3 separate regions of the Homo sapiens genome follow, and regions 1 and 2 are each linked to region 3. Evidence: read pairs that join two places in POLR2A ChIA-PET (ENCODE). Cell type or tissue: HepG2. All regions are shown on one strand. Links, peaks and the distances in the headings refer to the core of each region. The heading gives the core; the rest is flanking DNA. Region 1 has its middle 29 kb from the start of HPAT5. Region 2 overlaps HPAT5 (human pluripotency-associated transcript 5). Region 3 overlaps UNC93A (unc-93 homolog A).

Region 1 (4,821 bases), core at 388-4,387, 52 kb before region 3:
TCTCTCCCAAACACACTTTCTCATTTTTTTACAATATGAAAAGGCTGAGAATTTTCCAAATTTTAAGTTCTGCTTCCCTTTTGATGAGAAAAAATCTGTCCTTAAGTCATTTCTCTCTTTTTACATTTTACTATATAAGATTTCAGGAGAAGCCAAGGCATGCCTTTAACCCTTAGCTTAGAAATTTCTTCAGCCAAGTATTCTATTTAATTCCTCTCATGTTCTACCTTCCGCAAAACACTGGGACACAAACACAATTTAGCCAAGCTCATTGCCACTTTATAACAGGCATTGCCATTCCTCCAGTATCCAATAGTATGTTACTCATTTCCATCTGAGACCTCCTTGGAATGGCTTTAACTGTCCATTTCTATGAACATTCTGATGACAACCACTTGGACCAGCTCTCAGAAGACTCAGGCTTTCTCTACAGCTCTCCTTATCTCCTCAGAGCCCACCCAGAATCCCCTTTAGTGATCTCTTTGTGGCCATGCAGGCTTTTTTCCAGCAAAACTCTTCTAGGCTTTCCCCATCACCCGCTTCCACTTCCATCTTTTAGGTATTGGTTACAGCAGTACCCCAGTCCTCAATACCAATTTCCTTAGTCTGTTTGGGCTTCTGTAATAATATACCATAAGCTGAGTGCATTATAAAGAGAAGGAATTTATTTCTCACAGTTCTGGAGGCTGAGAAGTCCAAGGTCAAGGAATAATTGGTGTCTAATAAGGCCCCATTTTCTGACTTGTGCATGTAGCCTTTTTGCTGTGTCCTCACATGGCAGAAGGGACAAAAGGCCTCCCTCCAGTCTCTTTTATAAGGGAACTAATTCCACTCATGAGGCTCTTCCCTCATCACCGAATTACCTCCCAAAACGCCCACCTTTCCACACCATCACATTGGGTATCAGATTTCAATATACACACTTTGAGGGGACATAGACATTCAGACCACAGCAGTCATTTTTCTTTAGTGGAGAAAGAAACTCGTAAGTGTGCCCCTCAGGGGATCGTTCATCACCTAGATACTTTGCCTGCAATTAAGATACACTCTCACCAGGGGGCGTTATAGTCCAGGCAGCTATTTCTCCATAGGCATTGTTACCACCAGGAAATCCAGTTACACTTACATCTAACTACCCTCTTTTAATGAGAATATATCTCAAGAACATGAAGTTATTCTGATGCTGCTAAATGTAAAACAGTAGGTCACTTGTCCACACTCACCTGAGACTGAGGCAGTGCCACGCTGGGCCTGAGTGTCTTTCATTTCCTGGTGTTGGACTTTGAGCCATTAGAACCGTGAGCAGCTTGCAGTGTGTCCTTGGTGGGCCCAGCTTTCTGGGGTTACCAGCTGCAAGGTGGCGAGTATTCAGCTTGCCTCTGAAGAGCCTTTGTCTTGCTTTCCGGAGGTGATGGCCAACCGCACAATGACTAAAAGCTCCTTTCCTCTGAAGAGGAATCAGGGCTCAGATCTGCGACATAGCCCTTGAAAACTGAAATTTGGCTTTTTGCCCCCTTATGGATTTAGCCTGAATGTCTTCCGGAGTCTAAGGATATGTTGTCTGTAGTCTAAGGATATGTTTTCTTGATGATGATGTTACTGATGGAGGGAACAATTACAGCTTCCATTTATTGAGGGTTGACCATACATCAGGTGCTGTTTTGCTTTCATCATCAGTAGTTAATTATTACTAGTAATTGTTTGTATGACTTTCTAGAGGGTTTGCTTTAATATATTCAAATAAATACACATTTCTACTCCTCTTTTACTTAAATGGTAGCATACTATATACACTGTTCCATACCTTGCTTTTTTCTCAATAATTTACCATGGAGTACTTTTCTCATTAATATATAAGGAGGGGTTTTTTTTTTTTCTTTTGAGACCAAGTCTCTGTTGCCCAGGCCAGAAGGCAGTGGTGCAATCTCGGTTCACTGCAACCTCTGCCTCCCAGGTTCGAATGGTTCTCCTGCCTCAGCCACCCAAGTAGCTGGGATCGCAGGCATGCCTGGCTAATTTTTGTATTTTTAGTAGAGATGAGGTTTCACCATGTTGGTCAGGCTGGTCTCGACCTCCTGACCTCAGGTGATCCACCCACCTCGGTCTCCCAAAGTGCTGGGATTACAGGTGTGAACCACTGTGCCCAGTCAGGGTTGTTTTTGTTTGTTTGTTTGTTTTTCTTTAAAAAAAACAACAACAATTGTATAATGTTCTTCTGTAAGGAAGTGACGTTTATTTAACCTATCCCCAACTGAAGGGTATACCTGTTGTTTCCGATCTTGCTATTACACACCGTGCTGTAGTGAATGCCACATGAAACTGTATACATCACATAGGGACAGATGTATGTCTGCCATTGTGATGGGCTGTGACAATTTACACTTTTGAGCAATACATAAAAACACTTACTAGATGCTTCTCCCCACCCATCCCAGTAGTACTAACAAATTATTGAATCTTTCCCAGTGCTGCAAACATGTTGTCTCATTTAATTCTCACACCAGCCTGTTTACTGGGCGTACAATTGCCGTGGTTCAGAACTGTGCCGTGAGCTCACCTGGCTGGGGAGAGAGGGCTGGTTCTCAAGCAATGGTGTTATGCTGCATTCCCAGTAATCCCTTTATCTTAAATTTGGTTAGGATGTTTCTCTAATCAGATGTGCAGAAGGTTATCATTTTATTCAATTATATATATATATGTATAAATATACACACAGACGTATACCCTGCCTCTTACAGTATATTTATTCAACCTGACTTTTGAAAGGTTAAAAATAAATTTGTAGCACCTACATATCCCTATTAAAGTACTGAAACTTCCGTTTTATTAATGGGGTTTCCTTTTCTTCTTGGCTGTGGATTTTTAGATAGTTACCTTTAATGTATTATCAATTTCTGTCTTGAATCCAGGTAATCAGATTTTGTAAGTAAGAAAATATGAGGGGAGGGGCCAAGATGGCCAAATAGGAAAACTTCTGGTCTGTAGCTTCCAACGAGAACAACGCAGAAGGTGGGTAATTTCTGCATTTTCAACTGAGGTACCCAGTTCATCTCACTGGGACTTAGGCAGTGGGCCCAACCCTCAGAGGGGGAGCAGAAGCAGGGTGGGACATCAATTCACCTGGGAACTACAAGGAGCTGGGGGACCTCCCTCCCCCAGCCAAGGGAAGCTGTGAGCGACTGTGCTACCCAGCCCGGATACTACACTTTTCCCCTGGTTTTTGCAATCTGCAGATCAGGAGCTTCCCTCTTGTGCCTACACCACAAGGGCCCTGGGTTTCAAGTGGCTGTTTGGGCAGACACTGAGCTAGCTGCAGGAGTTTTTTTCATACCCCAGTGGTGACTGGAACCCCAGCAAGACAGAATCATTCACTCTCCTGGAAAGGGGGCTGAAGCCAGACAGCCAAGTGGTCTCGCTCAGCAGGTCCCACTCCCACGGAGCCTCGCAAGCTAAGAACCATTGGCTTGAAATTCTTGCTGCCAGCACAGCAATCTGAAGTTGACCTGGGACAATCAAGCTTTGTGGGCGGAGGGGCATCGCCATTACTGAGGCTTTGGTCGGTGGTTTTCCCCTGACGGTACTGAGGCTGGGAGGTCTGGACTGGACAGAATTCACCACAGTGTGTCAAAGCAGCTGTGGCCAGACTGCTTCTCTAGATTCTTCCGCAATGGGCAGGGAATCTCTGAAGGAGGTTAACAGCCCCAGTCAGGGGCTTACAGACAAAACCCCCATCTTCTGGGGACAGAGCACCTGGGGGAAGGGGCAGCTGTGAGCGCAGCTTCTGTGGATTTAATCATTCCTGCCTGCCTGCTCTGAAGAGAGCAGCTGGTCCTGACAAGAGGGATTCTCCCAGCACAGCGCACCAGCTCTGCTAAGGGACAGACTACTTCCTAAGTGGGTCCCTGACCCCCCCTGCCTCCTGACTGGGAGAGACCTCCCACCAGGGGTCAACAGACACCTCATATAGGAGAGCTCTGGCTGGCATCAGGCCAGTGCCCCTCTGGGACAAAGCTTCCAGAAGAAGAAGCAGGCAGCAATCTTTATTGTTCTGCAGCCTCCACTGGTGACACCCAGGCAAACAGGGTCTGGGATCTGCAGTGGACCTCCAGCAAACTGCAGCAGACCTACAGAAGAGGGCCCTGACTGTTAGAAGAAAAGCTAACAGAAAGCAACAACATCAATATCAACAAAAAGGACCCCCACACAAAAACCCCACCCAAAGGTCATCAGCCTTACAGATCAAAGGTAGCTAAATCCATGAATATGAGGAAAAAGCAGCACAAAGTGCTGGAAATTCCAAAACCTAGAATGCCTCTTCTCCAAATGACCACAACTCCTCTCCAGCAAGGGCACAAAACTGGACAGAGAATGAGACTGATGAATTGACAGAAGTAGGCTTCAGAAGGTGGGTAATAACAAGCTCCTCTGAGCTAAAGGAGCGTGTTCTAACCCAATTCAAGGAAGCTAAGAACCTTGATAAAAGGTTACAGGAACTGCTAACTACAATAACCAATTTAGAGGGGAACTTAAATGACCTGATGGAGCTGAAAAACACAGCAGGAGAACTTCATGAAGCACACACAAGTATCAATAGCCAAATGGATCAAGCAGAAGAAAGGATATCAGAGATTGAAGATCAACTTACTGAAATAAGGCGTGTAGACAAGAATAGAGGAAAAAGAATGAAAAGGAACTAACAAAGCCTCCAAGAAATAAGGAACTATGTGAAAAGACTAAACCTATGATTGATTGGTGTACCTGAAAGTGATGAGGAGAATGGAACCAAGTTGGAAAACACACTTCAGGATATTATCCAGGAGA
Region 2 (4,821 bases), core at 424-4,423, 70 kb before region 3:
CTCTGTGGGGTGGGCACAGTGGGTGCCCAGCTGGCCAGGTCCCCTGAGTAGGTGTCACTATCCCTTCCTGCCCCGGATCCCCGAAGTGCGGCCCAGCCCTCATCAGGCCCCTTTCTGTCGGAGGAGCTACTGCCCCACTGCACGGCTGCCCCGCCGGTGGGTGAACTGGACCCCGCCTAGCTCCATCCCGGCGGCCCCCAGGGCAGCGGGTGGAGGGAGGGGGCTGTCCACCTCCTCCCTGCACACGCCCCGCAGCAGTCTGCGTGCGGGCAGGGGCCAGGCCGCACCAGATGGCCCACTGCTGCCATCACAGGCACTAACAGGAATCAGCCTTCTGCATCCAGGCCTTGTGTTAATGTGTGAATGACAAAGCAAAAGACCCCAGTGTGTGAGGCAGGAATTTGGACATCAGAAGGAGGAAAAACAGGATGAAGCTTCCGGAAGGAATAACCATCCCAGCTGTATCACCACACACACCTAGAACCCTTTAGTCAGGAGGAGGGAGGACGGATCCAACGTGGAATATGTAGGATTTTTCCGTTAGCCTGAATGTACCACCAGATGGAAGGAGGGTCAAGAACATAAGTCTGTGCCTTGAGGACTAAACTCTGACCTTTTTTCTCTCCTGCCCAAATTCCTACCTAAGGGGCCTGGGGAGGTCACCCTACAAACCACAAAGCCTCATTGGAGGGGTCTTATTAACCCTGTGTAACTCGGCTCTTTCCAACCTTACTCTGGTGTAACCTCACATGACAGATAAGGAAGAAAATCCAAATATTTTAACCCTAAATATGTTTCTTGGCCATATCTTGAAATGTCCCTGCAGAGCTGTCTCATGTGGGGAAAGTCTATATTCTGTAGAAAATCCTGTTCCCTTTCCAGGCCTTTTTCCTCATCCAGGAAATACTCCACTAAGTTTCTGGCACCTTTTAAGTCTGATAAGAAACATTTACCATCGATTCTCTGTAAGTCTTCTACCTGGAGGCTGCATCAGCGTAATAAGAACCTTGGTCTCCACAACCCCTTATCCTACCCAGATATTTCCTTTCTATTGGTTCCAGGTCTTTAGATAAACTCTTTCAACCAACTGCCAATCAGAAAATCTGTGAATCTGCCTGTGATCTGGAAGCCTCTGCTTCCTGGTGTGCCACCTTTCCCGTCTGAACTGATGTACAGCTTAAATGTATTGATTGATGCCTTATGCCCTATAGCATGTATAAAACCTAGCTGTGCCCTGATCACCTGGGTCACACGTTCTCCGGGTCTCCTGAGGACTGTGTCACGGGCTGTGGTCACTCACGTTTGGCTCGAAATAAATCTCTCCAATATTTTACAGAGTTTGTTCTTTTTGTTGACAATCTTTTAAAATGTCTAATCAGGAGAAAATCCCACTCATACAGAGCACCCAAAGGTGTGCTGGCTGCCCACTGACTATTCCGGTCGACAGAGCCAGGTACAGGGGTCAGAGTCACAGCAGCTCCCGTGGGCCGATGAGGAGGCATGGCTGGGGAGGAGGCTCTGTCTCTCCACACCCGATGGAGGCAGCTCTGCTCCTGAGCTCAGGGTGGACTTCACCTGGAGTTAGGAGTCAGGGGTCTGGGTCCTGCTTCCTCATTGCTCTGGTACCTGAAAAGATAAGCAGTCTCCGTGAGATGGGGCCTGACCCAGCATGCACAAGCCCGGGAAGGAAAGGAGTGAAAGGACCTGCTTCCCTGGGACCAGAGCAAAGAGCAGAAAGAGAGTAAGTGATTGATGTCGCCTGGGTTAGAAGGAGGAAGTAGAGAGGAGCGGGTTAGCGTTAGGGGCTTGCCTGGGCAGTCACAAAGGGCCCCACAGGCAGATGAGCCTGTAAACCAAAAATACATTTCTAAGGCCCCCCAGCTGATAGAGAATGGATGGGCTCCTGACTAAACTCCACCCTCAAGCCTAGAACCTTGGCCTTAAGTGAAAACAGCTGACCTGTTTGCCTTTTTGGCCCTCCCTGTATCCTATCCTGTGCTCATAAAAAGACTTCAGCTGGCAGAGCAAAGAAGCTGCTGAGGTAAGCAGTCAGCGATGCAAGCTGCTGAGCGGTGGGGATGCAAGTGGCCGAGTGTCAGAGACTCCCGATTGACAGCGCTGACTTCAGATGGTGTCGTTTTCCATGGGGAACCCGGCCGGGGAGGACGGTGCTTCACGGCAAGATCACCTTCTTTCCACACCACCCCCTTTCCAGTTCTGCCTTTGTCATCATTCAAACAGTCTGTGTGACCTGATTCTTCCTGGACACTGAACAAGAACTTGGGTGTCAAAAAGGGTGGGTGCAGAAGGCTGTGACCTTGACCCTTTGCTGGGCCATTAACACTTGGCTGTCCACGGACCGCACGCTGAGTGAAATGAGCCACTACAGTTCCTTCCCACAAAGGGGGTCAAGGTCAAAGGAAAAATCCTGTCTCACAATGCATTTCTGAATGCATTTCCTCCATGGCCAGGACACTCGTAAAATTTAACCTAAAAGACTGCTTCAGGCCATGACAGAAAGTGGAGTAAGACAGGTGTCATATACCTCTCCAGCATCAACATCAACACAGACCCCCCACCCCCACCTCCAAGCAGCCTCTAGGCAGGTGTCCTTTGTTCTAACTTCTCAGCTCTCTACCAGGGCCAGCTGCAGGATTTAGGGGCCCAGGGCAAAACACAAATGCAGGGCTGCCCACACATTCCTCTCAGTCACACATCGGGCCCCTCCTGCTGCCTTGTCCTGGTCCCAGTGGGCCACCAGGTAAAAGTGTCACCCTTAAAAATGTTCAATTGATGCAAATTCACATTTAAAGTTAGTTTACTCTGTCCCGGCACAAAAGGGTTGTTTCCAAAGTTACACTGATTAGACAGAAGTGGACCTTTGTCCCAGCTGAGGCCCTCCCATGGGTACCCACCCCCTGAACGGCGGATGCAAGACGGCAACAGTGTTGACTGAATTCAGGCAGTTTCAGGCCACAGCCAACTGGGGAGACAGCAATGAGTGATGAACGGTCGGGGTCCTCTATGCCACGCCATGAAACCTGAACTAACCGGACAAGTTTATCCAGAGCTGGACACGACCCTTTGGGGGCCATGTGGCATGGTGGTTACCATTGGCCTAGTGGTCAGGTCCAGCTTCAGCCTGTGGCTTCCCTGGCTACTGGCTGTGGGACCTGGGACCGGACACTGAGGCTGACTAAGGTTTTTACCTCAAACATGCTTATGGTTGTGTGTACCAAGAGGGTGATGTAAACCAGACAGCAAGTGCCTGGTGAGCAGCGAGTGATTAATAAAAGGGGGTGTGTGTGTGTGATCCATATACGTACACATACACTTATTTTAATTTAGGAAAAAGTGCTTTCTTTCTCTCTCCTCTCTCTCTCTCTGTCTCTCTCTCTCTCGCTCTCTCTTCTCTCTCTCATTCTCTTCTTTCCTTCACAGGGTCTCCCTGTGTCAGACAGGCTGGAATGCAGTGGTGCAATCATGGCTCACTGCAGCCTCAACCTCCTGGGCTCAAGAGATCCTCTGACCTCAGCCTCCCAAGTAGCTTGGACTACAGGCATGCAACACTATATCTGGCTTTATTATTATTATTACTATTTTGTAGAAATAGGTCCTCACTATGCTGCCTAGGCCAGTCTCCAACTCCTGAGCTAAAGTGAGCCTCACTCCTTGGCCTCCCAAAGTGCTGGATTGACAGGCAGGAACCACTGTGCCCAGCCCCCACACACATTTTTTAGTCATCACTGATGGAGTTTGGTCCTGGGTGTGTTGCTGGGCCTGATGAGAACTTCCTCAACAGGTTCCTGATGCGAAACCCCGCGTTTCTCCCTTGAAAGGGGGCAACCAGCTTCTGGGTTACTCTAAGCTCTGAGACAGACCTCTGCTTTTCTTCCCTTCTGCTATCACCTTGTTGAAGAGGGCCCTGCTCTGAAGGCTGCCAGAGGCGCCTGGGCCTGCGGAGATACCTGCTCCCGGCACGTCTCAGAAGCAAAGGCTGTGCACAGCCACTCAGGTCACCTGTGCGGACTCTGTCCCTGGTAGGAGTCCTCCCGTGCGTCCGGGAGCCGGTGCCATAGCTTGTCTCTGACCGAACGCCCACTGGCAGAGGTGTAGAAAGAGGAGCTCTTAGAGTGTGACTGCAGTCCAGGTCCAGCCAGAGAGAGACTTCATCCTCCTTATGACTGTGGGACTCAAGTATGTCTGTCATTAGGTGGAGGCTTGATCGATAGGCTCAGCCGCCCTGGTGTTCTGACTCTTGTTCCACTCACTGCATGAAATGAAGCTGGCGGAATATTGCTACAAAAGAATGATCGTGGCAGGAGGCGGGGTAGAGCAATGTCAGGTCACGGTGCGTCTTGCACCGAAATATTAAGGCAGTTGTAATGATCTTTGTCTCACAGAAATGAACAGAGTGATGAAGGAGGCTCAGAGAAAGGCAGCTGAGAAGAGCAACAAGGTAGAAAGGCTGACTTAAAGTAGAGAAATAAAAATTCATCCAGCACCTCCCAAGGTCGGACATTGGTCAAGAAACGCCCAAATAGTTCAGGTCGTTTAACTTTGCTCAAATTCCTCAAGGCAGGTATCACGACTCCTCCTGCTTTAGAGGTGAGAATGCCAAGGCTCCCGAGGGCTGAGTAAGGAGCCCTGGTTTGTTTGAGTGCAGGTAACACAACAGGTGTTAAAGCCCAATCTTCAGGGTCTTAATCCAACAGAAGTTAACTTTCGCTTAGAAAAAGTTCAGCACCAGAGTTCCTGGTGGATAAGCGACTTCCCACAAGGTCATTCCTGGGCCTTCTCTGTGTCTCCCCACCCTGTCCC
Region 3 (4,821 bases), core at 538-4,537:
AACAATGAGGAATGCAGGCACTACGAAAAACAGCGCCTGGCATGTCAATGCCCCAGGCAGGGCTGGGTGTGGGGGCGCAGCCAGAGGAAGGGCACACGGTGAGCATCTGCCAGGGCCATGGAGCCTGGAGGCTCTGCCTGGGGTTTCCTATCCGTCTTCACGGCGCCCTGTGAAGCAGACAGTGTTCCCTTACAAATAGGAGATCATGGAGTGCAGAAGTGGAGGGACTTGCCTAAGGTGGCACAGCCCTGGGGCATGCGGTGTGGACCTGCCTTTCCGCTGACAGAGACCCTGCTCTTCCTCTGTGGCGTCTTGAGCGTCAATGGGCAGCCTCATTACTGCATCCTAGAGATGCCACAGCCTGTGGAAATTGGGGTCCCAAATCTGTGACCTGCTGGGACGAGTCACAAGGTGGGGCCCACAGATGCTACCTGCCTGGGGGGTCTGTGGCCTCCTCCCTTTTGTCCCCATGCCCCTACTTGGAAGGCTCAGATGAAACCATGGGCACACTTTGTCCTACCCCCTGGCTACTCGGAAAGGTGCTGGGATGCTTCAATTTATACCTAATGAGAAGGCCCTTCTCTTTCTGACTTTAAACCCTCTTAGCTTAGGGGCAACCTCAGGCCCAGACAGGGTGACCTTCCTTCCCAACATGATGCCAGACCACACCCAAGGCCCTCCAGGCTGAGGCTGCGGGTCACGCAGCAGGTGTATGGTGCAGAGCATTGATTTAGAGCTAGCAGCACGCATACACATCAGCTCACAAATTAAATGTCAAGGTTCCAACTAAAAAGACGACTTCCAGAGCATTAAGGGAACATTGAGCATGAAGCAAACATTGAGACAGTTCCAGAGGATGGTTGAGACGGTTGAGATGGTTGAGACAGTTCCAGAGGACGGTTCCAGAGGACGGTTGAGATGGTTCCAGAGGATGGTTGAGATGGTTGAGACGGTTCCAGAGGACAATTCCAGAGGATGGTTGAGACAGTTGAGATGGTTGAGACGGTTCCAGAGGACGGTTGAGATAGTTGAGATGGTTGAGATGGTTCCAGAGGACAATTCCAGAGGACGGTTGAGATGGTTGAGATGGTTGAGACGGTTCCAGAGGACAGTTCCAGAGGACGGTTGAGATGGTTGCTCCAGCACTGACCCACCTCCAGGCCCCTCCAGGCCATGATGATGGCCCTCATCGCCTGGCGGTTTCCCCTCTGCACCCCCAGGCGCGGTGACCCACGTGTCCTGCATGATTGCCCTACTGCTGTGGAGACCTCGTGCTGACCATCTGGCAGTGTTCTTCGTATTCTCTGGCCTGTGGGGCGTGGCAGATGCCGTCTGGCAGACACAAAACAATGGTGAGTCCCCAGCCCAGGCCCCTTCCTCTGTGGCAGCAGGGGGCGGTCCCTGGCCAAGGCAACTGTGGGGCTCATTAGATGCCAATGGGCCAGAGCCAAGAGAGATGAGTTGGGAGAGACGGGAGGGCCAAGAGGGCTTTGATGTCGCCTCTGAGTCTGATGTATTTTCTCTGAGCATTTATTCAGATTCATGATGCAAAACTGGAAAACCACCCAAGGTTCCTTCTGGGCACCATTCCCTCAGGATGATGTGGTTTTGCTTAAGTCAAGTCGCCCATTCGAGCTGGGGTGCAAGACTCTCTACCCCTAGGACAGCAGTCTCTTCATGACTGAAAACCTTTATTCAGATGTGCTTGTGAGCAGAGGCACACTCCCGTGTACCTGGGCCTGGGGTGTAAACATGCAGAGCCTTCCAAGGAGCCCACGGGACGATGGGAGGTGGCAGTGTGAGCCACAAGCCACACACATCACAGGTCACTAGGGTCAGTGTCTGTGGACGGGGCTCTGGGGCATCCTGGGCAGTGGTGGGTTTTCTGGGAGCAGCAGGTGGGGGCCCTGTGGATGTGGGGGAGCAGGGGAGGCCAGGGTGGGCTTCCTCCTAGAGGCTACATCTGCATCACGTATGGGCTGACCACTGTCCAGGTGGGGTGGGGTGCAGGAGGAACCAGGGCAGGAGGTGGCAGGGATGCTCCAAGGCCTTGCTGGGGCTGGGGCCCCTAAGAAGGCGGCCTGGGGGGAGTGCAGAGGAGTGGGGTGGAGTGGCAAGTCGGGTCCCCAAGTGTGGGGCCAGCATGTGGGGGAGGGTCAGATGCACCTAGGTCACTGGAAGCAGCAGAAAGCGCTGACACCCAGGAGTGACTGGGAGCTATGTGGAGTCGGCCCCGTGTCACAACAATCAATTCCAAAAGGCAGGTGACAAGGTCCAAGGTGCGGCCCTGTGGGGAGCCGGGAGGGCTGGTTGTCGGATAGAAGGTGACATCCCATGATGATGGCAGGAGCCAAATGCCAAAGTCCTCACAGAATAGGGTGGCCTGGCCAGGAGGTCAGGCAGGGCAGTGAGGACACGGATGGGAGATGAGCGGGAGCCAAGGAGCCAAGCAGGAGCCAGGGAGGAAGGGGCCCCAGGCTCAGGCAGCTGCACTAGAGAGGCCTGAGGGCAAGAGAGCTGGAAGGGGACATGGCCGTTGCACCTGTAATCCCAGCTACTCGGGAGGCTGAGGCAGGAGAATCACTTGAACTCCGGAGGCAGAGGTCATAGTTAGCCGAGATCGCACCACTGCACTCATGCCAGGCTCTGCTGAGCTCCGAGGTGCTTTGTGCGGGCTGGCTGTGTTTTCCACAAGGAGATGCGTGAGAGCGTTTTGGAGGAAGGTCACTAGGAAGAGAAGGAAGCTGGGGCAGTGTGTGTGGCCGCTTGCCGGAGGGTGTGCGTACTGGGTGGTGTTGAAAATGACACAGATGAGGACTTAGGGTAGGAACCCTGAATTTCCCAAAAAACCCCATCTAAGGCCCCGAGGGGTGTCAGAGGCCCAAAGAGGCAAGACTGCGTGTCTAAGAGATGCTGATGAGGTGAGATGAAGTGTCCTCTCGGAGGTGAGCATGGCTCACATGAGACCCTCTTCCCTTCAGGAGAGACTTCACCATTCTGCCTTTATCTGGGAAACACTCGGGGCTTAGAAAATGGAAAAAGCAAACCCACAAACGAACTACAGGCCAATGTTTCTGAGATGACAGACCTGGCTGCTGTCCCTGCACTGAGGATAAAGAGCACATGTGACCTCAGATCGCGGACAGAACACTCCAGCCACGTCCTTTCTTGTCTTCCTGGTGGGTTGCGTATCCACAGGACAGCTGAAAATCACCTTTGAACAAACCCACACTGTTGGATTTAAGGAGCCGTGTTTCACAGTCCTTTCTGCTGCCCCAGTAATGCAGGTGGACCTAGTGAAGCTCTTCACCAAAATGCGTGTGTACTTGGCCCAGCGCCACACTCTGGCTTGTTGGGATCAAGGCCTGGAGGCTGGAAGGGGTAGACTGGACCCGAGGCCAGGCCGGGGCATTGCTTAACAGAACAAATACTGATTTAATGGAGGGGAGACAAACAGCAACTCACTTTGGTGTTCTTGGCAGTGCAGAATTATAAGCTAGTGGCATGTCACCTCGCTGCAGGACTCTTAGCTACGTTACCAATAAGCATCAAACAGTATTTGTTTAAACTGTCCCCTGGATGTGTGGCAGAGCCGGTGTTTCACTGAGCTCCCCAAATGCACATCCCATTACCAGAAGTGCACCATGACTTATCTGAACTTACATGAATTTTAAAATGTATTTACACATTAAATGAAAAGGAGAACACTGGGACAAATATCCCCACAATATTCCATACGATAATTCCCTAAATGCTCCCAATGAATGTGATCATTCATATTTGGTTTTTGTTCTTCCTGAGCTATGTGAACAGTGGACTTAACTCTCCTTTTCCTTATATGGACACATGATACTCTCAGGGAAAGCCTTGTTGAATTGTGCAAACAAAGTTACCTAAGGTCAAACAAAGAGTATCAACGTCCAAGTCCGGTGAATGACTGGAATAAAGACTCCCTTTAATAAGGGATGCTAATTTAAATTGAAACTGTTTCTGTCTTTCTGTACAGGAAAAAGTAATTTTTTTCAAAAATAAACCAAACTGGCCGGGTGCGGTGTCTCACCCCTGTAATCCCACCACTTTGGGAGGATGAACCAGACAGATCACTTAAGCTCAGGAGTTCAAGACCAGCCTGGCCAACATGGTAAAACCTCATCTCTACTAAAAATACAAAAATTAGCCAGGCGTGATGGCACATGCCTGTAGTCTCAGCTACGAGGGAGGCTGAAGCTGGAGGATCACATGAACCTGGGAGGCAGAGGTTGCAGTGAGCTGAGATCACGTCATTGCACTGCAGCCTGGGCGACAGAGCAAGACTCTGTCTCACAAAAAAAATGTTGGGGAAAATATTTTCATATACTTGAGAAGCTCCTGTGGACTTTATACTCGCAATCGTCATGCGTGAGTGGCATTTTAGTGCCGCGTTCCTGCACTCCTGGCAGGCTGGCTCTCCATGCAGCACAGCACACACACAAGGTCTCTGTTCTCTATTTTTTGAAAAAACTGGAAATTTTATGTAGCTTTGGCTACATCTCAAGAACAGCTCTCTTCATTTTTGTTTTTCTAAGTAGCAAGTTAGATTTCTAATCCTATTCTCCCCAAATGTATGCTTTCCTTTAAGAACATATGTGGACCACGTATGTTCTTAATTAACGACACCGAATAAAACCCAATGCACTTTGTCCTCACCTTTCAGTCATCACTGCTCAATTTAAAGACTGGTCCTTACAGTCTCCCACTTAGAAGCAGGTCAGAAGACTTCACCATTTGAGCCCCTCCTTCCTGGGCCAGAATTGAGGATCCCTGGCTCACTGTCCCACTGGG

Evidence for each region. Peaks named below come from ENCODE experiments on the same cell type or tissue, not always from the same donor. Only the 100,000 strongest peaks of a DNase experiment are listed, where the experiment ranks them.
Region 1: POLR2A ChIA-PET joins it to region 3 with 5 read pairs; 4 of 35 experiments call an interaction of 5 or more read pairs at or near these places.
Region 2: POLR2A ChIA-PET joins it to region 3 with 5 read pairs; 1 of 35 experiments calls an interaction of 5 or more read pairs at or near these places.

What each region holds. Positions count from the first base shown.
Region 1 is chr6:167,255,068-167,259,888 of GRCh38, forward strand. No RefSeq gene overlaps it. Among named protein-coding and RNA genes, the nearest start is that of HPAT5, 29 kb to the left of the region's middle. In HepG2, for the core only: a CTCF peak has its summit at 1,055 (motif pointing right); no DNase peak of the experiment used is centred there.
Region 2 is chr6:167,236,180-167,241,000 of GRCh38, forward strand. It overlaps HPAT5 (human pluripotency-associated transcript 5), which reads left to right. Exons shown (of 4, transcript NR_157263.1): 4 at 1,062-1,333. It overlaps LOC102724220 (a long non-coding RNA gene), which reads right to left. Exons shown (of 2, transcript NR_187777.1): 1 at 4,021-4,821; 2 at 1,329-1,626. Among named protein-coding and RNA genes, the nearest start is that of HPAT5, 10 kb to the left of the region's middle. In HepG2, for the core only: no CTCF peak of the experiment used is centred there; DNase peaks (open chromatin) are centred at 2,182 and 2,922; H3K4me3 peaks cover 1,503 bases.
Region 3 is chr6:167,306,559-167,311,379 of GRCh38, forward strand. It overlaps UNC93A (unc-93 homolog A), which reads left to right. Exons shown (of 8, transcript NM_018974.4): 7 at 1,221-1,352. Among named protein-coding and RNA genes, the nearest start is that of TTLL2, 16 kb to the right of the region's middle. RefSeq lists a silencer at 1,143-1,437. In HepG2, for the core only: no CTCF peak of the experiment used is centred there; DNase peaks (open chromatin) are centred at 2,293, 3,343, 3,803 and 4,343; H3K4me3 peaks cover 396 bases.